Regions from separate parts of the Mus musculus genome. Here region 2 is linked to region 1. Evidence: chromatin loops called from intact Hi-C (ENCODE). Cell type or tissue: left cerebral cortex. All regions are shown on one strand.

The links. Peaks named below come from ENCODE experiments on the same cell type or tissue, not always from the same donor. Only the 100,000 strongest peaks of a DNase experiment are listed, where the experiment ranks them.
Region 2: a loop joins it to region 1, with 2.1 times the contacts of the local background. A loop is called at or near these places in 12 of 42 quality-filtered maps.

What each region holds. Positions count from the first base shown.
Region 1 is chr15:8,127,522-8,135,521 of GRCm38, forward strand. It overlaps Nup155 (nucleoporin 155), which reads left to right. Exons shown (of 35, transcript NM_133227.3): 13 at 887-1,057; 14 at 2,604-2,714; 15 at 3,941-4,035; 16 at 6,554-6,642; 17 at 7,142-7,204. Among named protein-coding and RNA genes, the nearest start is that of Nup155, 22 kb to the left of the region's middle. In left cerebral cortex, CTCF peaks have their summits at 1,965 and 4,428; no DNase peak of the experiment used is centred here.
Region 2 is chr15:8,314,137-8,322,136 of GRCm38, forward strand. It overlaps Nipbl (NIPBL cohesin loading factor), which reads right to left. Exons shown (of 47, transcript NM_027707.3): 31 at 5,321-5,419; 32 at 4,227-4,280. Among named protein-coding and RNA genes, the nearest start is that of Gm52208, 38 kb to the left of the region's middle. In left cerebral cortex, no CTCF peak of the experiment used is centred here; a DNase peak (open chromatin) is centred at 3,465.

The sequences.
Region 1 (8,000 bases):
TTTTGTTGTTGTTGTTTTTTGTTTTGTTTTGTTTTTTTGAGACAGGGTTTCTCTGTATCTTCCTGGCTGTCCTGGAACTCATTTCTCTGTGTAGACCAGGCTGTCCTCGAACTCAGAAATCTGCCTGCCCCTGCCGCGGCCCCCCCCCCCAGTGCTGGGATTACAGGTGTGCACCACAATGCCCGGTTCCTCTCATGTCCCGAGCTATCGCTCTCGCAGGCAAGAACACACTCGGACAACGCAAGCTTTATTGCTTCTTAAGGAGGGAAGACCCAGACCCTGGAAAATGGTGCTGCTTATATAGCCCTCAGCGTGGCGTTTTAGCACCTGATGTGGCATGTCAGCTTGCCCATCACCTCATTACTACGCCCTGAGATGGGCAGTGACTAGGTTTGAGTTCACTCTCACACTTGCGCACAAGGCTTGTTTACTAGTTAGGCACAGCGGAAGCCAGCGCCATCTTATAATGGCGATTGCTCGCGGCACAGCTCTCCACACTCTCATCTTTCTGTTAATCCAGCTCCAGGAGATCTGACAGTCACACAATGCAGGCAAAACACCAATGCTCATAAAATGAAAATGAGCAATCTCCCAGGCAGCAGTGGCGCACGCTTTAATCCCAGCACTGGGTGGGTGGGCTGGCAGGCAGATCTCTGAGTTTGAGGCCAGCCTGATCTAAAAGGCAAGATCAAGGACAGCCAGGCCTACACAGAGAAACCCTGTCTCAAAAAAACAAAGGGTAAAAAAACTATATACTGAGTAATTCATGTTGCTGGAACTAGGGAAGTTTGGTTGTTTTAATTTTGTGTTTTGATTTTTGTTTCCTAAAAGCTTTGGCATGTGTGACTTCAACAAAATATGAAAACAGTATATTTCTTTTTTATAGATGACAACCCGTGTTGATGGTCATTCCTGGGCTCTCTCTGCAATAGATGAATTAAAAGTAGATAAAATAATTACACCGTTAAATAAAGATCATATTCCAATAACTGATTCGCCAGTTGTTGTACAACAGCACATGTTGCCTCCAAAGAAATTCGTTCTCCTCTCAGCACAGGTATGTGCATAGCTGCTTGCCGTAGTGAAAAGAAGCCATAGTAAATATGCTGGAGCCGGCGTGAATTCAGGGACTGCTGCATGCTGAGCCAGCACTACTGCTGAGCCAACACTAGCCAGTCCCTGCTCTGCTTACTTCATGCTTTTGTCAAATACTCTCAGCTGCCACTTCATGGAAGTATTTTTAAGAGCTTTATAAATGTCTACTCTTAATTTTCTTTAACAGTAATGAATTGTCCTAGAAAGTATATAAAATAAAGTCTCCCATCCAGATATCTGTGTTTATCACTATCTGTAGATTTACAGATACATTAAGAGAATAGAATGTAAATATTTCTAAGTAAATGCTAACATTCTATATCCTGCATCTTTAAATTTCAAAAAATATTCTTTGTAGATTTTTCGACCTATGCTTCTATTTTGCATTTGGCAGTGATTTTTTTGTGTAAGTGTGCCCTGTTTAACTATTTTTCCTTATTTCCTGAGCATCCCTAAAGCTGTGGTGCTGATTCTGCTTATACCAAGCATATGTGTGTCTATATTTTAGATGGATGCTGCCAACTTTCTGTGTATATTCGCTAGTCGTTTCTAGGATTATGTTTCATTGTAACCTTCCCTAATACATTTTACTATCCAGGAAGAGTGAGGTTAACTACCTTTTCAAATGTTTATATTTATTGCCGTATACGTCAGGTCCTGTTCTATATATTGATGCTTCCTTTTCTATGGTTTTGCTTTCCAGAGTTTTAGTTTCTTCTCTTTCCCCATCAAATGTAGTCTGAAAATGAAGGGAAGCATTTGTATGCCCTAAACTGTAAGACTCTGAGTGCACAGTGCATTCACTGCTGCTGGGCCCCTCCTACAGCCTCATGTGATGTGTGGTGCTTCTTTCTAGTCACCTAGTGGCAGTCTTGGTTGTTACACCGTCTTTTGTCCTGGTATGGTTGTTTATAGGATGTGGAAAATGCAATGCAGTTTTGAGCATCTAAAGGTGGAGGAGGTACTTGGATCTGTGCCATGGGTGTAAGAGTAGACCACTGTATCACCATTTCTTTAGAGTTGTCATTTACCATGTCAAGGTTTGTTAAGATTTTTGTATCATAGATACTAAGTTTTTGTATTTTAGTCATAATTTAACTTTGCCCTCTAAACCTTGCATCTGTGTGGAGTATATCCTGGTATACTGTGTGACTAAGGATCCGGCTTTATTTCTGTACAAATAGACACACGTGATAATATGACCAGTGAGGGGCAGCGTGAGGAGGACAAGGTTAGTTTCTGCAGACATGGAAATTGAGTGTAGGTCGACTGTTGACATAAGATGGTCTTGTCCACCTCATTTTGTGTTCTCGGAGTTGCTTGTTATTAACTTGTTGTTGTTAGTCAGTTGGTTATTACCAGCCAGGTGTCTTGTGTGTGTTAGTGAGGAGAGAACTCATGGGCTGTGCGTGCCAGGCTAGGACTCTATCCTTACCTACGTTCCCACCCTTTACCAGTCAGGCTTGGTAATTGCTTTCTCATGTGATCTCTCCTTTTTTATTTCTTAGGGTAGTCTTATGTTTCACAAGCTTAGACCTGTAGATCAGCTGAGACATCTGCTTGTGAGTAACGTGGGAGGGGATGGAGAAGAGATTGAGAGATTCTTCAAATTACATCAGGTAACTATGCACTGCATTTATTTTAATTAAAGAAGCTGTATAATATTAAAATAGTTTGTAAACTAGAAGTAAAATACTGTAATACACAGATTATCTGTTCTTTTGTACTCAAATCAGCACATATTGACTATGAAAATAGTTATGTTACAGGACTCTTCCACATTTATTCTCTGATTTTGACACATTCTTTTTTTGGTGGGGGGGGGGAGGGTTTGGGTTTTTTCGAGACAGGGTTTCTCTGTGTAGTCCTGGCTATCCTGGAACTCACTCTGTAGACCAGGCAGGCCTCAAACTCAGAAATTCGCCTGCCTCTGCCTCCCAAGTGCTGGGATTACAGGCGTGCACTACCACGCCCAGCTTTGACACATTCTTATTAAGGTATAAAAATAAGAATATGATATTGAAGTTGTATGATAAATATGCTTTTTATTAAGAGCACCAGTCATTCCGTTATGAGCATGCACATGTGTGTACATTCCCAATCCCATGGAATAAATTGAGGTAGTGACTGGAGGCATAATATGGGGACATTAGTAGTTAATAGTCATATCAGAATTGACAGATTTAAAACTGGGGAGTCTTATTTAAAATTACTATTTTCTCATTAAAGCTAAGCTTTTAGATTCAGGATTCAGACTATCTGCTAAAAAAACTTTTTCCAGTGGAGTGAGATACTTGTATTCACTTTAGTTGTATGTAAACTGCATCATACTGCAGCACTGTGTGCTATAAGAACTAATAAATACTGCATTTAGTTTGTTTGTTTGACACGGGATTCTCTATGTATCCCTGGTCGTCCAGGAACTCTGTATGTAGACCAGGCTGGCCTCCAACTCGGAGATCCTCCTGCCTCTGCTTCTTGAGTGCTGGGATTAAAGGCGTGCGCCACCACTGCCTTGGCGACACTGGATTATTAAAATAGTGCCTAGCACATAATAGGTACTCAATAAATGTTGGGTTTTACTGATAATTTCTAAAAGATAGAAAGATAGAAATATACAATAATATAGAAAATATAGAAAGATACAAGAATAAAATAGAATGACAGCTGATCAGAATCTTACTAAAGAGAAAGTATCTTTAATACTGATGCCTGAGTTAAACTTTACTTCTGGGCTGTTTGCTTTCTTCATGTCCGTTGAATTCATTCCAGAGTAAGTATTTATTGAGCACTTGCTGTGAGCGCTGGATTTGTCTTTAATGCACTGACTTTTGCCCCCTTTCAGGAAGACCAAGCTTGTGCAACTTGCCTTATTCTTGCTTGTTCCACTGCTGCCTGTGACAGAGAAGTGTCTGCTTGGGCAACACGGGCATTCTTTAGGTATGTCAGGGTGGAGAGAGAGAGTGTGTGTTTATGTACTGGGCCACCTTTTAGTTGCAGGGGGCATTCTGAGAGTTGAATGTAGATTTGTTTTTGTTTTCCCTCATGCTATGTAAATACTAAGCATTCTACCAATGAGCTACATCCTTAGTTCAAAAGTGTTCATCAAATACTTTTAAAGTATTGTGAAATATTTGTATATAAAAGCCCTGCTCTTTTTGGTTTTTTGTTTGTTAGTTGGTTGGTTTATTGGTACTAGAAATTAAAGCTAGGGTCTTACACATGCTAAGTTCAACCTCAGGGCCACTAAAAAAATTATTTTGTGTGTCTAAATGTTTTCCCTGCATGTGTCTATGCAGCTCATGCATGCAATTCCATTGGGAACCAGAAGAGTGCAGTGGATGCCCCATGACTCCAGTTTTAGGCAGTTGTGAGCTCCCATGTGGGTGCTGAGTATAGAACCCAAGTCCTCTGCAAGTCAGACCTGTGCTGAAGTCTCTCTGCAGCCTGGTGTTTTCTGTTGGTGTTGGTGGTTGGCAGTGTTTGTTTAAAGACAGGGATTCACCATTCAATTCAGCCTGTATTGGCTGAGTGCTGGGATTAAAGAGACACCACTTCCAGGCCACTTTTAAAGACTTATTTATTTCATGTATGTGAGTACACTGTCACTGTCTTCAGACACACCAGAAGAGGGCATCAGATCCTCATCAAAGATGATTGTGGGCCACCATGTGCTTGCTGGGAATTGAACTCAGGACCTCTGGAAGAGCAGTCAGTGCTCTTAACCACTGAGCCACCTCTCCAGCCCAAAGCCTCGTGACATCCCTGGGTGGGCTAGAACCACTAACCTCTCCATTAACAGCTGAACATGCTAACTAATTGCGCCACAGAGACACTTGGGCCACTTTTTAGATGATACCAGTGTGATAGTTTAAGGCTTTGCCAAATGGGGGAAGTAGGCAAATTTTTAACCTTCATTAGGAAGAGTCTAATCTAGAAATAGAAAGATAGCAGTGCCCGTGGAACAAGCTGAGGAGCATGGTGCGCACATCACTGCTTTCTGGGTACCTTTCCTTCTTTGTCCTTTTGTTTTACACTTTTTACCATCGTCAGTCCTCCTTCCTTACTGCCTCCAACAGCCGCTTCCAGAGCATGGGCATCAGTGGTGCTGAGGGACTGAGTCACACACAGGAAGGAAACTTGGGGTCAGAGATGGTTTTTTAAATTCTGGGTTTTTTGTTTTTTTGTTTTTTTTAATGTGTTTGCTTGTTTTGTTTTTGCTGTATTGGGAATAAACCAGGACTGACTAGTGAAGCATTCTGCCATTAACCTATGCCCTAGCCTTCAGAGGCTTTCTTTCTATAGTATATTTAGCCAGAAGTTTGAAGAATACTTGTACTGTGTAATCGTTAAATTGGGGGGTAGGGGGATGCTGGAGAGATAGCTGAGGAGTTAAAAACACTGGCCGCCCTTTTAGAGGACCCAGGTTGAATTTGCTGCATCCACATTGCAGCTGAGAGCTGTCACTTTACTTCCAAGGGATCTGACACCCTGCTGTGGCCTCTTGAGTGCAATTGCACAGACATACATTCAGGCAAGACACCATACACAAAAAGATAAACAAATGTTTAACACTGTTTTTAAAATTTGACTAATTCTATTAGAAAGAAAGACTCTGTCATTTCTGCGTTAAGTAAACTATTCATTACATGTCTTTTTTTTTTTTTAGACATTAGTGGCAATTTTGGAAGTTTGGTTTCCTTTTTTTCTTTTTTTTTTTTTTTCTTTTTTTTTTTTCCGAGACAGGGTTTCTCTGTATAGCCCTGGCTGTCCTGGAACTCACTTTGTAGACCAGGTTGGCCTCAAACTCAGAAATCCGCCTGCCTCCGCCTCCCAAGTTCTGGGATTAAAGGCGTGCGCCACCACGCCCCGCTTGGTTTCCTTTTATAAAAAATGTATTTTCATTTTAATCCCAAGTGTGGGATATGATGCTGCTTCAGACTGTCCGAAGCAGCTGACTTTTGCCTCATGCTCTGAGGTGTGGTCTTACCAACAGTAGATAGTTTCTCCGATTGTGCAACATTTGGGATTTGGGAACTTTTCAGGGGGTATTAAATGCCAGGGCCTTGAGCGGTGGGGTGGGTTGTTGGTTGTTGAGGGGGCTGATCACATTGTTAGTACTTATGCTCAAAGAAGAAACAAGAAGAACAAATTAGATTCAGGGGTCTCATCCCTTTCCTTGCTTCAATTCCATGGAATTGAAAGGGTGGAAAAAGGGTGGAAGATGAAAGAAAGAAGAACCCACAAAACCAGCTACACTTAGTAGAGTTCCTTCTAGTTTCCTGGTAGCAATTGAGATCAACATTTGAAGGATTATCCTAGATACATATTTGCTTCACTATGAGCACCATACATTAAAGTTTCTACCAAGTGCATGAAAGCTAAGCAAGAACAGGGATTGTCCCAGGTGTACAAGATTGACAGTTCAATTGAACCCATACTCTTGTCACACAAACAGGTATGGTGGTGAGGCACAGATGAGATTTCCAGCTACTCTTCCTACTCCAAGCAACGTTGGTCCCATCCTTGGCTCTCCTATGTATTCTAGTGAGTACAAAATGATTTTTTATTAGGACTTCTGTGTTACTAGTGAATAGTCTCTAGATAGTGACTCTTGACTCTTTGGGGGTTTTTTAGGGGGTGGGGTGTTGTTTGGTTTTTGTTTGGTTTGAGATAAAGTTTTCCTATGCAGCGTTGGTTGGCCTGGAACTTGCTATATGCACCAGGTTGTCTTTGAACTCAGAGATTCCCCTCTGCACTGTCACCACCCCTGACAGTATGGAATCTTTAATGCATACTAAGAAGCAAAATAATATGTAACCAATATTATTTAGAGACCTCATTTAGTAATCAAAGGGAAAAGAGATTTTAAAAAGAAAAGAAGGAAATGAGTATTTGAAAATCTGTGTGCCTGGTTCTTGACTCTAGTAGGTAGCATCTGTCATTCCTCGGTCACACTGATATGTAGCTTCTTATATAGTCATCTTGATCACATTCAAAGCATTGTGAAGGTATTTTACATGTCTCTGGTTTTTTTCTTTTGCAGGTTCTCCTGTCCCTAGTGGGAGTCCCTATCCAAATCCATCCTCCTTGGGGACACCATCCCATGGTACCTTTTTTCTCTTCATTTTGAAAAACTAACATTATAATTCCTAATATTTAATGTTGAAAGGACTAATTTGCATGATCCCCCTTTTTAAAAAAACAAAAGAAAACAAAACAAAGGTTGAGGAAATAATGCAGGTGGTAAAATGCTTCACACCGCGAAGACCCGAGTTTGAACCTCACAGTCAATGTAAAACAGCTGAGAAAACCCATCCATGTCTATACTTCTTAACAAAACCAAATGGCTATCTATTCATTGTCTTTACATATTTTCCTTTTGTGTCAGGATATACCAAGTGGGCTATTGAAATTTCTAAACACTTGCAATTTCTTTTTAAACTATTTTTATTAATTTGAGAATTTCATACATTTATACAATGTGTTTGATCACATTTACCCACAATTCCTTCCAGAACCACTGTCCCCAACTCCTAGCCCTTCTCAACGTATGTCCTGTTTGTTTGTTTGTCTAATAGCCTATTCAGTCTGATTTGTACCGTCCACCTTCCACTGGAGCACGCAAAGGCCATAATTACCCTTAGATCCCAGAAGCCATGAACTGTTAATAGGGCCTCAGCTAGAGGCAGGGGCTTGTGAGCCCTTCTCTCTTCATGCTGGAATATTGACTGAGGTTGAGAGTGCAGCAGCCCTGGAATGTGCTCTCTCTCTCTTTCCCCTGGGTCTTTCTGACCTCTGGTTCTTGTAGGCTTTTCACACCGTTTTCCACAGTCTCTGTGCCTTCTGGTGGTGGGTTGGGGTTAGACTGTGTTATAGATATGCCGTTTGTGACTAGAGTCTCT
Region 2 (8,000 bases), 190 kb after region 1:
AACTTTTTTCTTTTTAAAGAAAGCATTTATTTATTGTATGTATATGAGGATACTATAGCTGTCTTTAGACACACCAGAAGAGGGCATTGGATCCCATTACACATAGTTGTAAGCCACCATGTGGTTGCTGTGTTGATCCACTCTTATGTGCAGTTACGAACATAGCACTCTAGATTGGTTTACTTGGGGTGATCACCAAAAACTGTTTTTGTTCTTTTTTTCCCCCTTAAGATATCATGTAAGAGAATAGCAATGGCTTGTGCTGTAAGATCAAGAATTGAAAAATTACAAAGCTTCTGTAAGGCAAAAGACACCGTCAATAAGACAAAAAGGCCACCAACGAATTGGGAAAGAATTTTTACCAATCCTAAATCTGATAGGGGACGAATATCTAATATATACAAAAAGCTCAAGAAGCTGGACTCCAGAAATTCAAATAACCCCATTAAAAAATGGTGTACAGAGCTAAACAAAGAATTCTTAACTGAGGAATACCTAAGGGCTGAGAGCACTTAAAAACATGTTCAACAGCCTTAATCATCAAGGAAATGCAAATCAAAACAACCCTGAGATTCCACCTCATACCAGTCAGAATGGCTAGGATCAAAAATTCAGGTGACAGCAGAAGCTGGCAAGGATGTGGAGAAAGAGGAACACTTCTCCATTGCTGGTGGGATTGCAAGCTGGTATAACCACTCTGGAAATCAGTCTGGAGGTTCCTCAGAAAATTGGACATAGTACTACCGCTAGATCCAGCAATACCTCTCCTGGGCATATACCCAGAAGATGTTCCAACTTGTAATAAGGACACATGCTCCACTATGTTCATAGCAACCCTATTTATAATAGCCAGAAGCTGGAAAGAACCCAGATGTCCCTCAAAAGAGGAATGGATACAGAAAATGTGGTACATTTACACAATGGAGAACTACTCCGCTATTAAAAACAATGAATTTATGAAATTCCTAGGCAAATGGATGGACCTGGAGGGCATCATCCTGAGTGAGGTAACCCAATCACAAAAGAAGTCACTTGATATGCACTCACTGATAAATAGATATTAGCCCAGAAACCTAGAATACCCAAGATACAACTTCCAAAACACAAGAAAATCAAGAAGGAAGACTAACGCATAGATACTTGATTCCTCCCTAGAATAGGGAATAAAATATCCATGGAAGGAGTTGCAGAGACAAAGTTTGGAGCTAAGACGAAAGGATGGACTATCCAGAGACTGCCCCACCCGGGGGTCCATCCCATAATCAGCCACCAAACAGACACTATTGCATACGCCAGCAAGATTTTGCTGAAGGGACCCTGTTATAGCTGTCTCCTATGAGGCTTTGCCAGTGCCTGGCAAATACAGAAGTGGATGCTCATAGTCGTCTATAGGATGGAACACAGGGCCCCCAATGGAGGAGCTAGAGAAAGTACCCAAGAGCTGAAGGGGTCTGCAACCCTATCGGAGGAACAACAATATGAACTAATCAGTACCACCAGAGCTCATGTCTCTAGCTGCATATGTAGCAGAAGATGGCCTAGTCGGCCATCACTGGGAAGAGAGGCCCCTTGGTCTAGCAAACTTTATATGCCTCAGTACAGGAGATTGCCAGGGCCAAGAAGTGGGAGTGAGTGAGTAGGGGAGCAGGACGGGCAGGGGGGGGGTGGTGGTGGAGGGGAGGAGGGTATAGGGGACTTTTGGGATAGCATTTGAAATGTAAATGAAGAAAATATCTAATAAAAAATGTGGGAAAAAAAAAACAACAAAAACCAAAACCAAAACCAAAAGTGCAAAATAATTTATTATAAATTTATTATATTATATATATTATATATATTATATATATTATAAATTTATTATAAATTTTGGTTCATGACACTACCACTGTTGATTGGGTATGTATTTTAATGTATTAATTATAAATAATAATCTGACACAGGATCTCATTATGTAGCCCTGACTGACCGGGAGCCGAAAGTATAGACCAGGCTGGCCTTGAACTCACAGAGATCTCATGCCCTTGACTCTTGAGTGCTGGGATTAATGGCCTATATTACCATTCCTGGTTCTGCTTTTTGTTTTGTTTTGTTTTAATTTCCAACTTCAACAAAAGTATTAATGTTTTGGGGCTTGTGTTCTTACAAAACATTATGATTTAACTCATTATTTCACTGCTCTCCAGCAGTCTTCCTCTTCTGGGTAAAGATTAAGTCAGATCTTTGTGAAGTACACTTGTATATGTGTTCTAATTCACATGTACAATGTTTTCTTGAATATACATCTCATAGCAGAAATACTGGGTATAACACATATGAATATTCACCTTTTTGAGTAAATACTATCAACACATATGAATATTCACCTTTTTGAGTAAATACTATCAAATACTCTTTCCCAGAGTGATTATATAGGATAGAACTCTTTACGTGGCATGTTTAAGTCTTCAGGATTTTAGAGTATACGCATACAGCACAAGGAGAAGCTTCAGTAAGGGACACAGACCTAAATATAATACTCACTTAAGTTTCATATATTCCTCAAATAAACTGCTAGAAGTAATTTTAGTATGTCTGAGTTCTGGCTATCAAAAGATTAGGTGTGGAATTTTCTTTCTTTTTTTTTTAAATCTTGGGTTTTCAAGACAGGGTTTCTGTGTAGTTTTACCTGTCTTGGAATTCGCTCTGTAGAGCAGGCTGGCCTTGAACTCCCAAATGTGAGGATTAAAGGTGTGTGCCACCACTGCCAAATGTGGGGGATTTTCAATCTGTGGAATCAGCTCAGTGCTCAAAGATGTTGAATTGGGGAGTATTTCAGATTTTACATTTCTAGGGTAGAAAGGCACAGCCCTAACTGAGTAGTAGTGCCTACAGACACGATGTCTTTTTTATTTATATCTAGTTACTGTTTTATGTGTATGACTGACTATCTTACCTGCATGGATGGATATGGACTACCTGCATGTCTAATGACCTTAGCGGTTACAACAGTCTGTCAGATTGTCTGGGACTGGAATTACAAATAGGTGTGCGCTGCCATTTGGATACTGGGAACTGAACTCAGGTCTTCTGCAAGGGCAATGATTATTACTTTTAATTCTCTCTCTTCAACTAGCACTCAGGAGGCCGAGACAGGAAGATCTTGAGTTCGAGGCCAGCCTGGTCTACAAAGTAAATTCCAGGACAGCCAAGGCTGCATAGAGAAACCCTGTTGTGAGATATTGCCTCCAAAAAAGTAAAAAGTAGGGCAAAGTGTTAGAGAACTAAGTCAGTGAGTAAGAGCTCTTGCTGTGCAAGGGTAAGGAGCATACTTCACGTCCTGAACAGGCATGGACAAGCTGGGCATGGCTGTATGTGTCTGTATCCCCAGCACTGGGGGTGGAAACAGGAGGCTATGGGGAGCTTACTGCCTCACGAGCCTAGGCAAATGGGTGAGTTTCAGACAGAGGGTTGAGAGTCTTAAGAGAACAAGACAGACTGAAAGAACACCTACATTCTCTTCTAGATTCCACACATGCACACACACTTCCTACCTCCTACACAGACGGGAAGGAAACATGCTGTTAACTTTTAAAGACTGGAGACGAACACTCTTAATTGAAAACTTCTGAAAGCACTAACTGTGGTTTAATTTTACAACACTAAAAGAAATGCCACATATTTTGTAATAGGCCAAATAATTATTTGTTTATTTAACTTAATGTTACTTTTATATTCATTTATAGATTTCATGAGTAGGCCTTAGTAAGATTAGTGCTTCTCAACTTGTGGGTCAAGGCCACTTTGGGGTCACATATCACATATCCTGTATGTCAGAATTTACATTACTATTCAAAATCGAAGCCCAATCACAGTTATAAAGTAAACATGAAATAACGTTATGGTTTGGTGTCACCATCTATCACAGTATGAGGAACTATATTATATTATATCACAGTATGAGGAACTATATTAAAGGATTGCAGCATTGTGAAGAATAAGAACTACTGTTCTAGATTAAAGGGATAAGAAAAAAAATTACCTGAAAGCATAGCTAAAATTTCAACTAGTAATTCGGAAAACTTAGCAGTCAACTGGATAACTGATTCAATAACCAACTTAAAAGACACAGCTTAACATAGTGAAATAAGTTTCACCTACTAAAACATAAATATTTAGGAACTGAAAAATTCCTTTTTAAAATGATAAAGACCCTTTATTAAATTTCATGCTATCAAAATTATACTCACATTTTGAAGGAGTTGCTCAAACCAGTCATATCCAGTATCTCTACATGCTGCAACCTACGGTGAAAAGGTAATAAAATTCTTAAAATAAGGCATTTATAATAACGTTATAAAGACTTGTGCCAGTTACATTGTGGAGTATAAATGTATAGTTGTATCTACAAGTAAGTAGTCATAGCCACAAGGAAGAGAGACCATGAACCTCAGAGAGAGCAAGGAGGGGTTTAGAGGAAGGAAAGAGAAGGGAGAAATGTTGAAATTGTATTATATCTCAAAAACTAAAACAAAAGACATCTATTTTACAACAGTATTATAGTTATGCTGTAGCATGAAGTATATGCATACTTTTTTAATTTGAAAAGTTATTCTTAAAATTATTTTTTCAGTAACTCAAACACTTATGAAAAACAAAGAAATCAGTTAATATTAAAACTGATATGATACCAAATTATTAAAAAATAGCTTGATATATTCTATCAGAAAAATCTATAAGGTTTCAAACAATGGAAAAAAGTGTTTTGTTTCTTCACTCTCTAAGATTTATTGCTAACTGTGAAATAGAGATGACCATGTAACTGAGTATATATAAAAATTTCTAATATTCAACATAGAGAAAGCATTGTGGATAAGCAAATTATAGCTTGCTTATTTATTTATTTATTTATTTATTTATTTATTTATTTATTTATTTATTTATTTCTGAGACAGGGTTTCTCTGTGTAGCCCTGGCTGTCCTGGAACTCACTCTGTAGACCAGGCTGGCCTCGAACTCAGAAATCCGCCTGCCTCTGCCTCCCAAGTGCTGGGATTAAAGGAGTGCGCCACCATGCCTGGCTTATAGCTTATTTATGTATTAACTAAAAAACATATTCTCTTGGTTTTTTCTGTTTTCCACGATGGAAGAATGGGAACACACCAATAACAACGCTTACACACGTGAGTATTGAGAAAGCCGCGTGCAAACCCTTTCTCTTTTTCTTAGGCCCCAGATGTCCCAGAAAGGGAAGCAGTACTGAGTGGCAGGCACAGCATGTCACCATGGCAATGCATCAGCTGGCCTTGTGCTCAGTGACCACACCCTGGTCCATGCTTCTTACCACATCAGTGATGTTTAAAATCTTCCTTGTCATTGCTTCTTTGTCATTATGTGGAGTTGGAGTAAACCAGAGCTTTTGGAATGTTTCATTTACTAATTTCTAGAAGGAGAAAAAGAAACCCAATCAATTACTAACAAAGACTGCAACCTTATAATTAATTGTGAATTCCCATTAAAGCCCAACACAAAGCTATAGCTAGTTATTAAAAGAAGTGTTTGCATTAATTAAAAGTTTTCTTGGGATTAAAACAACAGATTTTGCTAATTATGAACTTTGTCTAATGGGTTAAGATTTCAAATAGTGGATGGGTAAAACTATGTTTAACTTTCGGCTTCTGCATAAAAATACTTTTAAAATAAAAAAAAAGTATGTGTTGTGTGCCTGTGTGTATATGCATCACCTGTGTGCAAGTGCCTGCAGGAGCCAGAGGTGGTGTTGGGTCCTCTAGAACTGGGGTGCAGGTGGCTGTGAGCTACCTGGTATGGGTGCTGGAACTGAACCTGGGTTCTCTGCAAGGCCAGCAAGCACAATGATGAGCCATCTTTTCAACCCCTGAATTGTTTTTGATCAGACTAAAACCTCTTTTATGTCTCTGTGTGTGTGTGTGTGCATCCCTGCCATGAATGCACATAAAAGAGCGATAGGACATCCAGGTGTCTACATCTATCACCTTTTTACCTAGCTGCCTTGAGACATGATCTATCACTGAACTAGAAGCTTGCTGTTTTGGTCAAGTTGGCTAGCTAAAAAGCCTTTGAAACCTGCCTGTCTCCACCTGCCCAATGCTAGAGTTAAGGCACATGCAGTCATGTCCAGCTTTTTATGTGGATGCTGGAGACCTGAACTCAGGTTCCTCATGTTTGTAAAAAGTTGCTCTTACCCAGTATCTACATAGCTCCATTGTATTGCTTTAAAGGAAGAAACGTGTGTGGGATAGTCTTATATCAACTTAACACAAGCTCAAGTTAACTGAGAGGAGGGAATCTCAATTAAGAAAACGCCTCCTTGTTGAAGGGGTCTGCAACCCTATAGGTGGAACAACAATATGAACTACCCAGTACCCCAGAGCTCGTGCCTCTAGCTGCATATGTAGCAGAAGATGGCCTAGTCGGCCATCACTGGGAAGAGAGGTCCCTTGGTATTGCAAACCTTATATGCCCCAAATACAGGGGAACGCCGGGGCCAAGAAGCGGGAGTGGGTAGGTAGGGGAGCAGGGTGGAGGGAGGGTATGGGGAACGTTCAGGATAGCATTTGAAATGTACATAAAGAAAATATCTAATAATAATAATAATTAAAAAAAAAAAAGAAAATGCCTCCTTAAGATTGGTCCTGGGTTCAATACTAAAGCAGGCTGGGCCAGCCAGATGGAGCAAGCCAGTAAGCAGCACCAGTAAGCATTAGCTTCTGCCTCCAGGTTCCTGCCCTGCTTGAGGTCCTGTCCTGACTTCTTCCAATGCTGAAGAGTGAGGCGAACAGTAAGCTAAACAAACCTCTTCACCCCAAAGTTCCTTTGTTCATGTTATTTTATCATAGCAATAGCAACCCTAACTAGGACAGAAATTGGTACCAGGAGAGTGGGCCACTGTTGTCATAGATCTGACCATGTTATTTTTGGGAAGATGGTGGAAGGTCTTTAGATCTTTGGACAAAAAAACCCAAAAAGCCCAACCCCAACGCAAACCCATTAGGTATTAAAGCTCGGTGAGCTGTCCTGGGGAGCTTGGTAGAATGTTGACAGCAATGCAGAAGGGGGAGGCAGCTTGAGAGTTCCTTAATGACTATCAGAGCTGCTTGATATTTTAAGTTAAGAATTTGTGGTTCTGGTAAGCTAGGGCTGAAGAATAAGTTGTGGTTAACAAAACACTAGAAAAACTAAAAAACTTTGTTTTACTGTGACAATTGATGTTGGCCAGCTGGAGCTGACAAACTGGTGATTATCAAGCAGAGACCAGCATCACTCAGGTAAAATCTTTTGACAAGTGTTTGCTCAGAGTCAGCATAAAGAAGCTGTATTCAGAGGTAGCCAAGATAGTACCTTGTGCTGGTACTTGTTTTGGAGCGCACGCAGCTGAGGTTTGGCTACTTGGGAAGGTGCAGCTAGAGTAGCAGTGGAAGCCCCAGGACTGAACTGAGTGGGTCACGCACAACAGCTGAGGCTTTGCATCATGAAAAGAGCCTATTGGTGAAAGCGAGCCCAGTTGCAATGGGAGATGCCAGCATTTGGAAGATGCCAATACCACAGCAGGACTGTCAGAAACAGCAGCAGCTGTGTGTGGAGTGGAACCAGCCTGAGTTCAGAGGACAAGCTGTGTGTTTCCCAGACTGTGGAACCTGAGAAGTGACCCAGGCCTTTTGGAGGAGCCTGGAAGACATTAGTGAGTCCTAGATACTGGACATCGAGTGACTTACACTGTTGGAATTTGGTTTTGCATTTATCTGTGCCCTCATTTTTTCCCTCATGAAATAGAAGTGTTTTAACTTAATTTTGATTTTATAGTAGTCCACACTTGGGAGAGTTTCTACTTTAAGAGACTTGAAAGTGTTTGAATTTGTAAGACTGTGGGACTTTTTAAGTTTGTAAAATGTTTCAAATTATGGTGTTTATATTAATGTTAGATCTTGAGGATAAACAAGAAAAGAAAGGTTGTGACTTTCCAGCGTTTGTGTGTCAAGCTGACA